3 separate regions of the Homo sapiens genome follow, and all the other regions are linked to region 1. A link is a contact called in ENCODE Hi-C or POLR2A ChIA-PET data. All regions are on one chromosome and are shown on one strand. Each heading gives the region's core, a stretch centred on a gene start or an enhancer-like site at or near the end of the contact. The rest is flanking DNA. Distances are from core to core; before and after follow the strand shown.

Evidence for each region. A loop is a pair of places that touch in the nucleus more often than their neighbours do. ChIA-PET counts read pairs that join two places held with the same protein, here RNA polymerase II (POLR2A). Pooled maps may share reads with other maps.
Region 2: a loop to region 1 is called in a pooled map, with 3 times the contacts of the local background. The contact joins two enhancer-like sites. A Hi-C loop is called at or near these places in 2 of 168 maps with a recorded cell type or tissue (IMR-90 and heart right ventricle) and 4 of 50 pooled maps. POLR2A ChIA-PET finds 5 or more read pairs at or near these places in 4 of 52 experiments (HEK293, OCI-LY7, activated CD4-positive, alpha-beta T cell and 1 more).
Region 3: a loop to region 1 is called in a map of K562, with 2.0 times the contacts of the local background. The contact joins two enhancer-like sites. A Hi-C loop is called at or near these places in 7 of 168 maps with a recorded cell type or tissue (Jurkat, K562, aorta and 3 more), 1 of 37 single-sample maps with no recorded cell type and 8 of 50 pooled maps. POLR2A ChIA-PET finds 5 or more read pairs at or near these places in 7 of 52 experiments (A549, H1, HEK293 and 4 more).

What each region holds. Positions count from the first base shown.
Region 1 is chr18:47,951,670-47,955,311 of GRCh38, forward strand. No RefSeq gene overlaps it. Among named protein-coding and RNA genes, the nearest start is that of SMAD2, 23 kb to the left of the region's middle. Within about 2 kb of position 1,947, at least 9 of the 41 ENCODE cell types and tissues checked have a DNase peak (open chromatin) inside an H3K27ac peak, as active enhancers do; they include ascending aorta, where a contact is called at or near this core.
Region 2 is chr18:47,899,833-47,903,474 of GRCh38, forward strand. All of the region lies in intron 1 of SMAD2 (SMAD family member 2), which reads right to left. Among named protein-coding and RNA genes, the nearest start is that of SMAD2, 29 kb to the right of the region's middle. RefSeq lists an enhancer at 2,144-2,193. Within about 2 kb of position 2,024, at least 6 of the 41 ENCODE cell types and tissues checked have a DNase peak (open chromatin) inside an H3K27ac peak, as active enhancers do.
Region 3 is chr18:48,006,451-48,010,092 of GRCh38, forward strand. No RefSeq gene overlaps it. Among named protein-coding and RNA genes, the nearest start is that of SMAD2, 78 kb to the left of the region's middle. RefSeq lists an enhancer at 1,192-2,105 and silencers at 1,781-1,890, 1,901-1,950. Within about 2 kb of position 1,966, at least 14 of the 41 ENCODE cell types and tissues checked have a DNase peak (open chromatin) inside an H3K27ac peak, as active enhancers do; they include ascending aorta, where a contact is called at or near this core.

The DNA.
Region 1 (3,642 bases), core at 697-3,196:
AATATATATCTATTTAATATATAAGTATATTTACATAAATATATTAATATATTTAATGTAATATATAAATTTATATATTTATATACATATATAGTTATACATATAACTATATAATACATATAATATCCTCTGTATATACTTATATATATGCCTATATATACACAGAGGATATAGAGAGACAAATATAGATAATATATAATCTATTATATAATATATAACGTATAATATATAATCTATTATATAATATCTACGTTTGTCTCTGTATAATATCCTCTGTGTATATTTATACATATACAGAGACAGCAGAACATCCAAAGACAGACCTTTCCTACTCAGGTGAAAGAACAAAGGAGAAAGACTGATGTAGTGCAAGAAGGTCAGGTGCTGGATCCCTATTATTTTCCTCTCCACATATGCCAGGCAGGCACTTACACATTCTAAATAGATTTGGGGAAGTGCAAGGACATCAGGGCTAGCAGCTCATTTCCCTGGACACAATACAGGTAGGGTAGAAACCCTACCTGTGGCTACTTTGAGCACGGAAGAAGCTGAGACAGGTTTGGCAGATGATAGGCAGTTAGATGGACCATGCGCTCCTGGCTCTCCATGGTCTGCTCACAGACAGCAAAGGATCCATGTGAAGCCAAATGCCCTGGTAGGGAATGCAACAGTGCTGAGAAGGTCAGGGGACCAGCAGAAGCAAGTGGGGCTAAATTGCTGGGCTCAAAGGCCCCAGCAACATGTGCTAGCGCAGAATCCCAAGAAGCCAGGTCGGGGTAGGTACTATTCAGCAGTTACAGGTTCAGATACAATCCCTGGGCAGCTGACACCTTACGGGGGATTGGTCTCTGAGAAGTAAGAATTTATAAATTGAAAGTAGCCTGTTTAAACCAGAGGAGATGGGATACTATTCACTGGGAAGCCTTAGGGCTCCTTACTGTCCAATGAGGAGGTGCTCACGGGGAATATCAGAAATATATTGATGATGTATTAATATTGAATATCAGTACAATATTAAACCAAAATGAAACCACATTTTAAAATCCAGCCAAGTGTGACTTGAGTAATCTGCAACATTGCTAACACAGTACTTTTTTCTTTGTTTCACTCTTTCATGAGTTCTATTTTTTCTGTATATATTTCTGTTTCCAAATGTCTATAAAAATAATATAAAATACAATTACCCTTTTATAAAAACATGTATCACCTCTGAAATAAAAAATACAATACCTATTTTAAAAAATGTGTTTGTAGCCGGGCGAGGTGGCTTATATCTGTAATCCCAGGATTTTGGAAGGCCAAGGTGGGAGTATTGCTTGCACTTACAAGTTTGAGACCAGCCTGGGCAACACAGCAAGACCTCGCCTCTACTAAAAAATAAAAAATAAATAAAAATAAATAAGCCAGGCATGATGGTGCTCACCTGTAGTTCCAGCTACTCAGGAGGCTGAGATGGGAGGATCACTTGAGCCCAGGAAGTTAAGGCTGCTGTGAGCTGTGATTGCCACTGCACTCCAGCCTGGGCAACAGAGCAAGACCCTGTCTCTAAATAAATACATAAATAAATAATAAAATGTGTTTATATATCAAACAAGATCAGAAGAGACTCTAGGGTAACGTTTCAGTTAAAATTATTTTCTGTAAAGTTAAGTGTACAATAAAAATTCAAAGATTAACAAATTTGGGCCTCCTTAATTTTGTCACTTACCCATATATTTCATCTTTTTTTTTAGGTGAAAACAAGCCATCTCCACTGATTTTCAATTATCTGTACTCTGGAAGTCCAACACACCCTTGCCTAATTAAGCATATGCTTCCTAGGATTAGTGCAGGAGAGATTTACCGCCTAACGCGGCTCTCCCAGCTCCCAGCACCATCTGTGCATTGAGCCGTGCCCAGAGTGATTTGGTGATTCACTGGAACCTGGCAAAGGGTCTGGCCAGGCTCCGACAGAAAACAGGATATGGTAATTCTCTCGAGGCTTAGCCCAACTCTGCTGTGGTTTCCTTGATACACTCTCTAGTTCCTCAAGACCAGCCTTTGGTTTTCATTGCTCTGCAGTGGTGTTTCCACATCCACACCCTGGTTCAGACAGAATAAATTAGACAATACATTTGTGAGCTCATTACTTCTCCAAGAGGCCTAGAGAACAGAGTCTGTTACCCAAGGTCACACTGTTAGCAGTGGCAGAATGAGGACAGGACCCAGGCACCCAGCTGTTCATCCAGGAAGACTAGAGCATTTGAGGAAAATATCCACAGCCCAAAGTAATCACTTGTTACCATGAACAGTCATGAACCCCCCTTTCACTTTTATGATCCACTCGAGGGTGGCTCAAGTTCAAACTAATCTAGTCCCACATGGAATTCACTGCAAATGATTTCTAAATGTGGGCAGGATTGAACTGTATTTAAATACAGACTTTCTTCTCCCTGGGCCCCCCAAAGGCTGCCCTTTCCACAGCCTCCCTACCCTTCCCCTGTGCCTACCAGTAACTGTGGTTTCTTGGTAAGTCAGCTAAGGTTCATTATCATTATTATTATTATTATTGATAGGTTATACAAGCACAGTGTACAGAAGTCAAAAAGGACAAAAATAGTAACCAGTAGAAAGTAATTATTTTTCTTACCTTCAGCCACTCAGTGACCAAAACACTGGTATCGGATTTTTGGATATCTTTCTGGAGTTATTCCATGAATGTACAAGTATACATATTTATATACATATATGTCATTTTTTGAAATTGAGGTTGGGACAAGAGTCTGGCTCTGTCACCAAGGCTGGAATGCAGTAGCATGATCTTGGTTCACTGCAACCTCCGCCTCCCGGGTTCAAGTGATTCTTGTGCCTCAGCCTCCCTAGTAGCTGGGACTACAGGCACGCACCACCATGCCCAGCTAATTTTTTTGTATTTTTAGTAGAGATGGGGTTTCACTATGTTGGCCAGGATGGTCTCGGACTCCTGGCCTCAAGTGATTCACCCACCTCTGCCTCCCGGGATTACCAGTGTGAGCCACTGCGCCCAGCCGGAGGTGTGCGCTTTACACTGTTATCCTTGCTTCATCTTCATTTAACATCTCTTGACTATTGTTCCGTATTAGCATGCATGAACAAGATAGCCATGTATTTCTGATGCCAAATATACCTAGTGCTTTAAAATTTATCTCCAAAGCCACGGTATTCTGTGTCCATTTACAGTCAACAAAAACTGTCGTTTCTATTCCTGTCAAAGTTATGGCTGGGAGGATTTTAACAACTAATGATCGGAGATAAGTAAGCACACCAAATATATAAATACTGGATACTCCCTGTATAAGTCCCATCAATTGCCATATATTAGGTATCAGAACCTGGCATCTCAGAGTTGGAAGAGACCTTAGAATCATGTGGTCTTTTTGCTCAGGAAAAGAATCCCTTTCACATTCTTCCTGACAGCGTCACCTAACCTGTGCTTAAGCTCCACAGGCATCCCTCCTCCTCTAAAAATAAGACATTTTACTTCTAGGGCATTTAAATCCCAGTCTTATATATATTTTTTTAATTCTTTTTTTTTTTTTTTTTTAGAGATAGGACCTCGTCGTGTTGCCCAGGCTGGCGTGCAGTAGTCATTCACAGGCAAAATCATAGCTCACTGCAGCCTCG
Region 2 (3,642 bases), core at 774-3,273, 52 kb before region 1:
CATGTCACCCTACTACTAAAAATCCTTCAATATTTGCAAAAAGTAACAGTAAAATGACTTAATATCCTTTAAGAACCCATAAACAGTGTAATGCTTCAGAGAACAGATTCTGAAGCCAATTGGCCAGGTTCAAATCCCAAGGATGCCACTTACTAGCTGCATGGCAACCTCTATACACCCCAGTTTTCTCAGCTGTAAAATAAGGATAACAGTACCTATCTTAAAGCCAATATAACAACCTCTATAAAAATGTAATATGAGCTACATATGTACTTTAAGTTCTCTAATGACATTTTAAAAAGGGAAAGAAAATAGGCAACATTTTAATGATGTATTTAACCCAATATATCCAAAATGCCATCATTTCAACCTGCAATCAATATAAAAAAAATTTTCATACTAAGTCTACAAAATCTGTTGAGTACTTTACACTTACAGGACAACTCAACTAGGACTAGCCACATTTCAAGTACTCAATAGCTACACAAAGGTGCTGCCTACCCATATTGAATGATCCAGCCCTAACTACTCAAAATTTCTGCCTACTCTGCCTATCCCATATTCTCCATAAACTGTTCATAAATGCCTCTATTTAACGGCTGTAGGATCCGTAGTGATGTGACATTTTTCAATTCCTATTATTTAAATTTATGTTCTCTCTCCCCCTCCCCATCCTCCTTTTATCAGTTTTGCTAAGTGGTCAATTACATTAATCTTTTCAAAGAACCAACTTTTTCTTAGCTTTGTCAATTTTCTCTATGTAAGATTACTTTCTATTCACTAATTTCTGCTCTTGTCTTCATTATTTCTTTACTTCTACTGTCTTTAGGTTTGATTTCCTATTCCTTTTCTACCTCCTTAAAAAAGCTTTCTTTTCCAATGCATAGACTTAAGGCTATAAATTTCATCTTAGCATTTCAGCAGCAGCAATCTAGATCATTGTAGTTCACCTTCATTTTCAATCAGTTTAAAATATTTTCTAATAGCCATCATAAATTCTTATTTTAAGTCATATGTTATTCAAAAGCATAGTGTTTTATTTCTAGGCAGCTAGGAATTTTCTAGTTATTTTTATTTACTATAATACAAACAACATATTCAATTATTAAAATCAATGATATTTGCTGAGGCTTTGTTCATGGCCCTAGCTTATGGTCAATTCTAGTACAATTTCCATGTGCAAGGGAAAAGATGGTTAATACCACCATTAATAGTTTCAATGTTCTACATATGACAATTAGATCAAGCCTGCTAATTGTGATGTATGTATGTCCTATATATGTGCATCCATTGTGATGGCATATTTGTCTGTTTCTTTTAGTTCAAAATAAAATTTTTGGTTTATAGATGTTTGGGCTATTTTACTGGGTACACATAAAGGATTGTGGTAACTCTGGTGGATCAATCCCCTTACACTATAAAATGTAGTTCTCTTTTTCTACTACTGTTTATTGTATTAAAGTCTCCTTTGCCTGATTGGTATAGCCACACTTATTTCCTTCAGTTAGCATTTGGATGGTATACCTTTTCGCATCATTTTCTCTCAATCTTTCTAGGTACTTATATTTAGGTAATTATTATTTGTCCAGTCTGATGATTTTTGCCATTTACTTGAAATATTTAGCCCATTTCCATGTAACATAATTACTAATTTAGTTGCCTGCTTGTTTTATATTTTCTTTCTTGTCTTCTTCTGAATTTATCACATATTCTATATCCAATTTTTTTCTGTATTCATTTGTTACATTCTTTTCTTTTAGTGGTTACCCTAGATATTTTCTTATTCATCCTTCACTTAACACAATTTTCATACATATACTTTTACTACTTCCTCTATAATGCCAGAATCATAGAACACTGCTGAGTAGCAGTTTTGCTATGAAGGAGACTACCTCTGGTTTGTCCCTGTTCCTAGGATGAGACTCTGCAGAGCCTTCATTTCAAAAGCTAGCAGATCGTTATCTTCTAGGTACCTAGATACTATAAGAATTGCTTTGTTTTTAAGAGACTTCTGGTTTAGCTCTCTAGCCTAAGCAGCTTCAGAATTTGGCAAATGTCTACGGGGGAAGAAACTGGGTGTGTTGAAAATCATCAGTGTGTATTCACCACTTCCTCAAACGCTTTCAACTCTCACCTATTGTTCTCAAGTCGCTTCCCCTAGAGAATCTTTATCTCAACACCATAGGACTAGAAAATATCCCAATCTCCTTTTCTGAGATTTTGGTTTATCTCTTCCGCCCAGCTGAACTACAGAATTTAGGAATATACTGAGGGCGTTCTCTGTGTTTAAAGGCCCCTCATATTTCCAATCTGCCACTCAGGCTGCAGCCCAAAGGCCTCCTCTACTCTGTACCCAGGAAAAACAATGATCAGCTGCAGACCTCTCAGCTCACTTGTGAAAGGTATTCCCCCAGGGTGCAAAATTTTGCTTTCTTTAATCATTTTTACACCCATTGTTCTCTATCGCTAAATATATAAATTTTGTAAATTACCTGGCTTTTCTAGTTGTTTTATTAAGAGTCTTGGACTACCAAGAACTACTGCATCCTATCCCCCAAAACGTTCTAATTCCATTTGAATAGTAAGTCTTCCACAACTATAAATCTATGAGTTGAAATAATTTGTTGATGACTTTAATTTCAAAATAAGACACAAGATCACTTACCACTTGAGGACAGAGATGGAGAGTTAAGATTTGAGAACAGGAAAAAATAGAGAAACGTAGCCCTGAGAAAATCAACCATTATGAAACAACAGAAAACGTGTCAGTTATGTATTATCAGACTATATACTTAAAAAGTATTCCATAGAAGGAATTCCACTTCTGATTAGGACGTAGAAAGTTACAACAGAGCATCACTTTCATTCTAATAATCAAAACTAGCCAGATAAGCTACAAAATCATGGTCTCTCTGAACCAGAGTTGAGGATACAAAGCAGCCTAAGAAGAACTAAATTCCAAGTGTTGAGCCTTGAGAGAAGAGAGGCTGCATGGATGGTCTCTTTCCTGGTGGAGCGGCTAGTGAGGAATAATCCTGCCATAAATGAAAGAAAGAAGAAACCAGCCTACATGCACACCGACATGACATATTAAATTGCAAGGATCCCACAGAGCAAGTGTGCATCCACCCCAACCACTCATCCCCATAGGTTTCCACTAAGTACTTGCAAAAAGTATGTCAAAGCTTGGGGAACAGGACTGGAAAGCTGAGGGAGATCCCCTAAGGAGCTTAAGATCTCCCATAAATGCAAAAAATCTACCCTCATCAATGGGGGATGGGGGGAGGGACAGGCAAGAAAGGTGAGAAAAAGATGATCCCAAGAGAGTCTAGACATTGAGCTGCCAAGGGCTGCGGTAGGACAGGAAAGATGAGAAAACTTTCACCCAGATACTCAGGACATTGATCTACCGAGGCTGAAATGAGTAGCGAACTTGAAGACAGGGTAGGATTGCTAAAAGAAACCTCTGGAAGGTATTAATAGCAGAAAGATGTCTCACTGGGCACAAAAGCTTGGAGGCAGGACTAGAGAAAGAGGGGGTGGGGGGAAAGAAAATAAGAATGACCAAGGAATTGACAGCTGAGCTATAGAGAAATTTCTCATGGTTCAGAAAGCTGACGGCTCAGCTATAAACCAAAAAGA
Region 3 (3,642 bases), core at 716-3,215, 55 kb after region 1:
TTATATTCCCACTAACAATATATAAGTGTAGGGAGATGACTTCTTAACCAAAGACCTGATGTCTAGGAGTTTGCAGCAATAATGCAAATGACAACAACTGTATTTAATCAACTGTTAATACCACCCTGCTGGTGCTTTCTCCAAAGCTTTCAAGTTGCAGCCTCAGCAGATAATGAGGTATGGGTCGTAATTTTAAGAAAACCACCACCAGATGAAGAAGCTTGTGTCTGAGGTTAGAAGTGGAAACAGGGATAGCAGGCAGGATTGAGGGAAACTGCCCCGGGCTTAGGATGAGACCAGAGACAGGTTGGCTGCTGTGCGGGAGGGAAGCCACTCGGCTGGATAGGATGATGTAAAGTGCTCCCACAGCGTCTTGTCCACAGGGGGTGCACCACCAGCATCCTCCTTGGAAATGCTGGCCACAGGTGCCCTGTGTAGAAGCACAAGTGAGTTGGTGAAGAGCGGATCCCCACCACCAAGGACTGTGTGGAAGGAATGAGTCCACATCCCTGACTGATTTGGCCGACTCCGTGTGTTCCCTGGGCTGAAGTGAGTGTCCTGCTGGACTCTACAAGGCCACCCTCAGCGTGTCAGTTTCTGGGAAAAAGGTGGGTAATCCTAGGAGACTCTCTGGACGTCTCCTTCTTGGGACTGGCCTTGGGAGGCGGAAGGGGACCTGCTGTGGCCCACTGGGAAGTGGGCTGTGGCGCAAAGATAAATGGGCCCATGGAGCTGACCAGACAGGCAGTGTCTGCAAATGCAGAGGGTCTAGATCAGGGGTGTCCAGTCTTTTGGCTTCCCTGGGTCCCAATGGAAGAAGAATTGTCTTAGGCCACATATAAGATACACTAAGACTAACGATAGCTGAGTAACTTTTTAAATATCACAAAAAAACACATTCGTACTGTTTGAAGAAATTTTACGAATTTGTGTTGGGCCGCATTCAAAGCCATCCTGGGCCTCACGCGGCCAGAGGCCGCGGGTTGGACAAGCTTGGTCTGGATTCAGGAGGGTCTGCCTCTGTTTCCCCCCATCATTCTTGACCCCCGTTGAGGTGTTAGTGGATGCTCCGGCCGGGTTTCAGCCAAACACCTGGGTTCAGGCTGAGGTCCATGCTCAGCTTCGGGCCAGGGCACTGGAGCAGGAGTGGCACTGAGGGCCTGTCCTCACCAGGGTCTCCTTCCTTTGCCACCTTAGGCAGCTCTGGGATGTTTTATAGGGGAAAGTGGCATCTCCTCCCCTGCCCATGAGGAGGGTGGTGCTGAGTAAAGGTAGCCTCTGCGGGCAGGAGATGGCAGGGACCATGGGACCCAGCAGAGTGAGGGGTGCTGAGGGGTCTCAGAGCAGAGAGACTCCCTTGTTCTGACCCTCTCCAGCTGACTGCAGGTCCGCGAGCCTGGGGGCCCGGACGCTCCTCCATGTGCTTTTCTGCCCCACTACTAACTTCAGTCCACATCACAGCCTCCGAGAGTGGGGCTTCTGGGGCCATCCCCTCTGTGCTCTCCGCAAGCACCATTCTGCGGGACTTTGTAGAGTGACCCGAAGCTTCCGCTCCCTAGCCCTGTGCTCTTCCCCTCTCCAGTCCATCTCGGCCGGGAGTCGGGTCTCTGCCAGCCCAGCGCTCGGAATGGAGCTTTGTGGGGCTGGGGAAGCAACCTTTGCCAATGGGAAGGGGGTGTCACAGCGCCTCATTCCCTCCCAGCTTGCGCTCCTCGGAATAATCTCCAACAGCGTGCCTAGAAGCACAGCTGCTTTTGTTTCGGGCGTCGGTGCTTCCCAGAATCCCGGTGCCCGGACCCAGCCGCCGAACCGACCCCGCCCCGCCGCGGGCTTTGTTCCCTGCGCTGCGCACTGCGAGCGGCGGCCACGCGGGGGCGCTGGGCCGGGGGCGGGGGCCAGGGCTGGGGGTGGGGCGCGCCCCCGGGCCACCTCCCCCGCCCCTCCCGGCTCCTCCCCGCTCCTCCTCCCATGCCCCGGCCCCCGCCTCGCAGCTGGGCTCGGACTCAGGCTTAGCCGCAGTCTGTGAGCCTCCTCCCCGCACCTGGCCGGCCAGGCCAGCCCAGCCTACTTGTCTCGCTGCGCCCGGCTGCTGCCTCCGCTCCAGGGGTCGGCGCCGGGACCTCCTCCTCCGCCGCCGGCCCGCCCGCGTCTACACCGCACACCCGTGGCGCGCCCTCCAGGGGCGGTTTTTCTCCCGGGGTCCTAAGTCTCACTCTACCTGCTTCACGCTTAGTGGTCCTGTAGAAATACAGACGCGTCGTAGGCACTTAGTAAATGTCTGTTGAATGACTGTGTGTAAGCACTCGTCCGTTCTTTACCACACCTCATTTTTAAAGTTAATGGACGTTATTTTTTTCAAGCAATTTTAGATTCACAATAAAATTGAGCCAAAAGTACAAAAAGTTTCATTTCCCCCCTGTACCCACCCCCGAACAACCTCCCCCACTCTCGACCTCCAGACCAGGGCATGCATTGGTTGCCATTGTGAACCTACACTGCCACATCAGGGTCACCCAAAGTCCACAGTTTTCTTTAGGGTTCACCCTTGGTGCTGTACACTCCATGGGTATGACATGTGTAAGGCCATGTCATTCCGGTATCACACAGCATTTTCACTGCTCCAGAAATTCAACCCTCCGTCTTTCCAACTCCTGGCAACTCCTGCTCTTTTTACTGTCTCCATAGTTTTATGGAATCATGCTAATTTTCACAACCATCCAAGAGGTAGGAACTCTTCCCCTTTTGCCCTTGAAGACACTGAGGCTCAGGGATGTTGCCAGGGCCCTGTCAGCTTCCTGATAGGAAAGCCACTAAATTCCAATCGGCTACCAGTTTTCCTGCAACCCTGGCCTGGGATACTCTCCTGAACAATGAAGCCAGTAATGGCATGACCACAGCGCTGTCCCACCCTGGCCAGCAAACAGGCTCCCTCAGGGGACTCCACTCCTCTACCTGGACACTTCTGCAGGCGGGAAGTGGGTAAGGAGTGACAGGTGTGGACTGCCTTGCTTGGCTTCTGGGAGGAGCCATTTGTGCCTGCTGCCAGGCCTGCTGAAACATTACTAGGCTGGGCGGAAGTACAGATGGAAGCCCTGGTCGGTGGTCTGCCCCTTCCTTTCCCTAGCCCAGGCTCTGACTTCGCCGTAAGGATCTTGCAGAGCAGGCATGGACACCCAGCCTGCAGCCCAAGCTCCATCCCCACCCGAGAGCCAAACACCCCCCAGGCTAATCCTCAGGCCCGGTAGTGTGTACACTGGTGAGAGCAGACAGCTGCGGGAAGAGGACCTGCAGAGGCCCTAAAGTGGGCCCCTGACGGGAGGCAGAGCTCAGATAATAATTTTCGTCCATGTGGGCCCCAGGACCTTTGGGCAGGGCCCTGGGTACCTGAAGCATGATCCGAAAGGGAGGGCATGAGCTCCAGGTGGGCATGTCCCTTGACTTTGTGCTAGGGTTACCAGATTTAGTAAATTAAAACAGGAGTCCCCAACCCCTGGGCGTGGACCTATTCTGGTCCATGGCCTGTTAGGAAGTGGGCTGCATAGCAGGAGGTGAACAGCAGGTGGATGAGGATTACTATCTGAGCTCTGCCTCCTGTCAGATCATCAGGCATTAGAGTTTCATAGGAGCGAGAACCCTATTGTG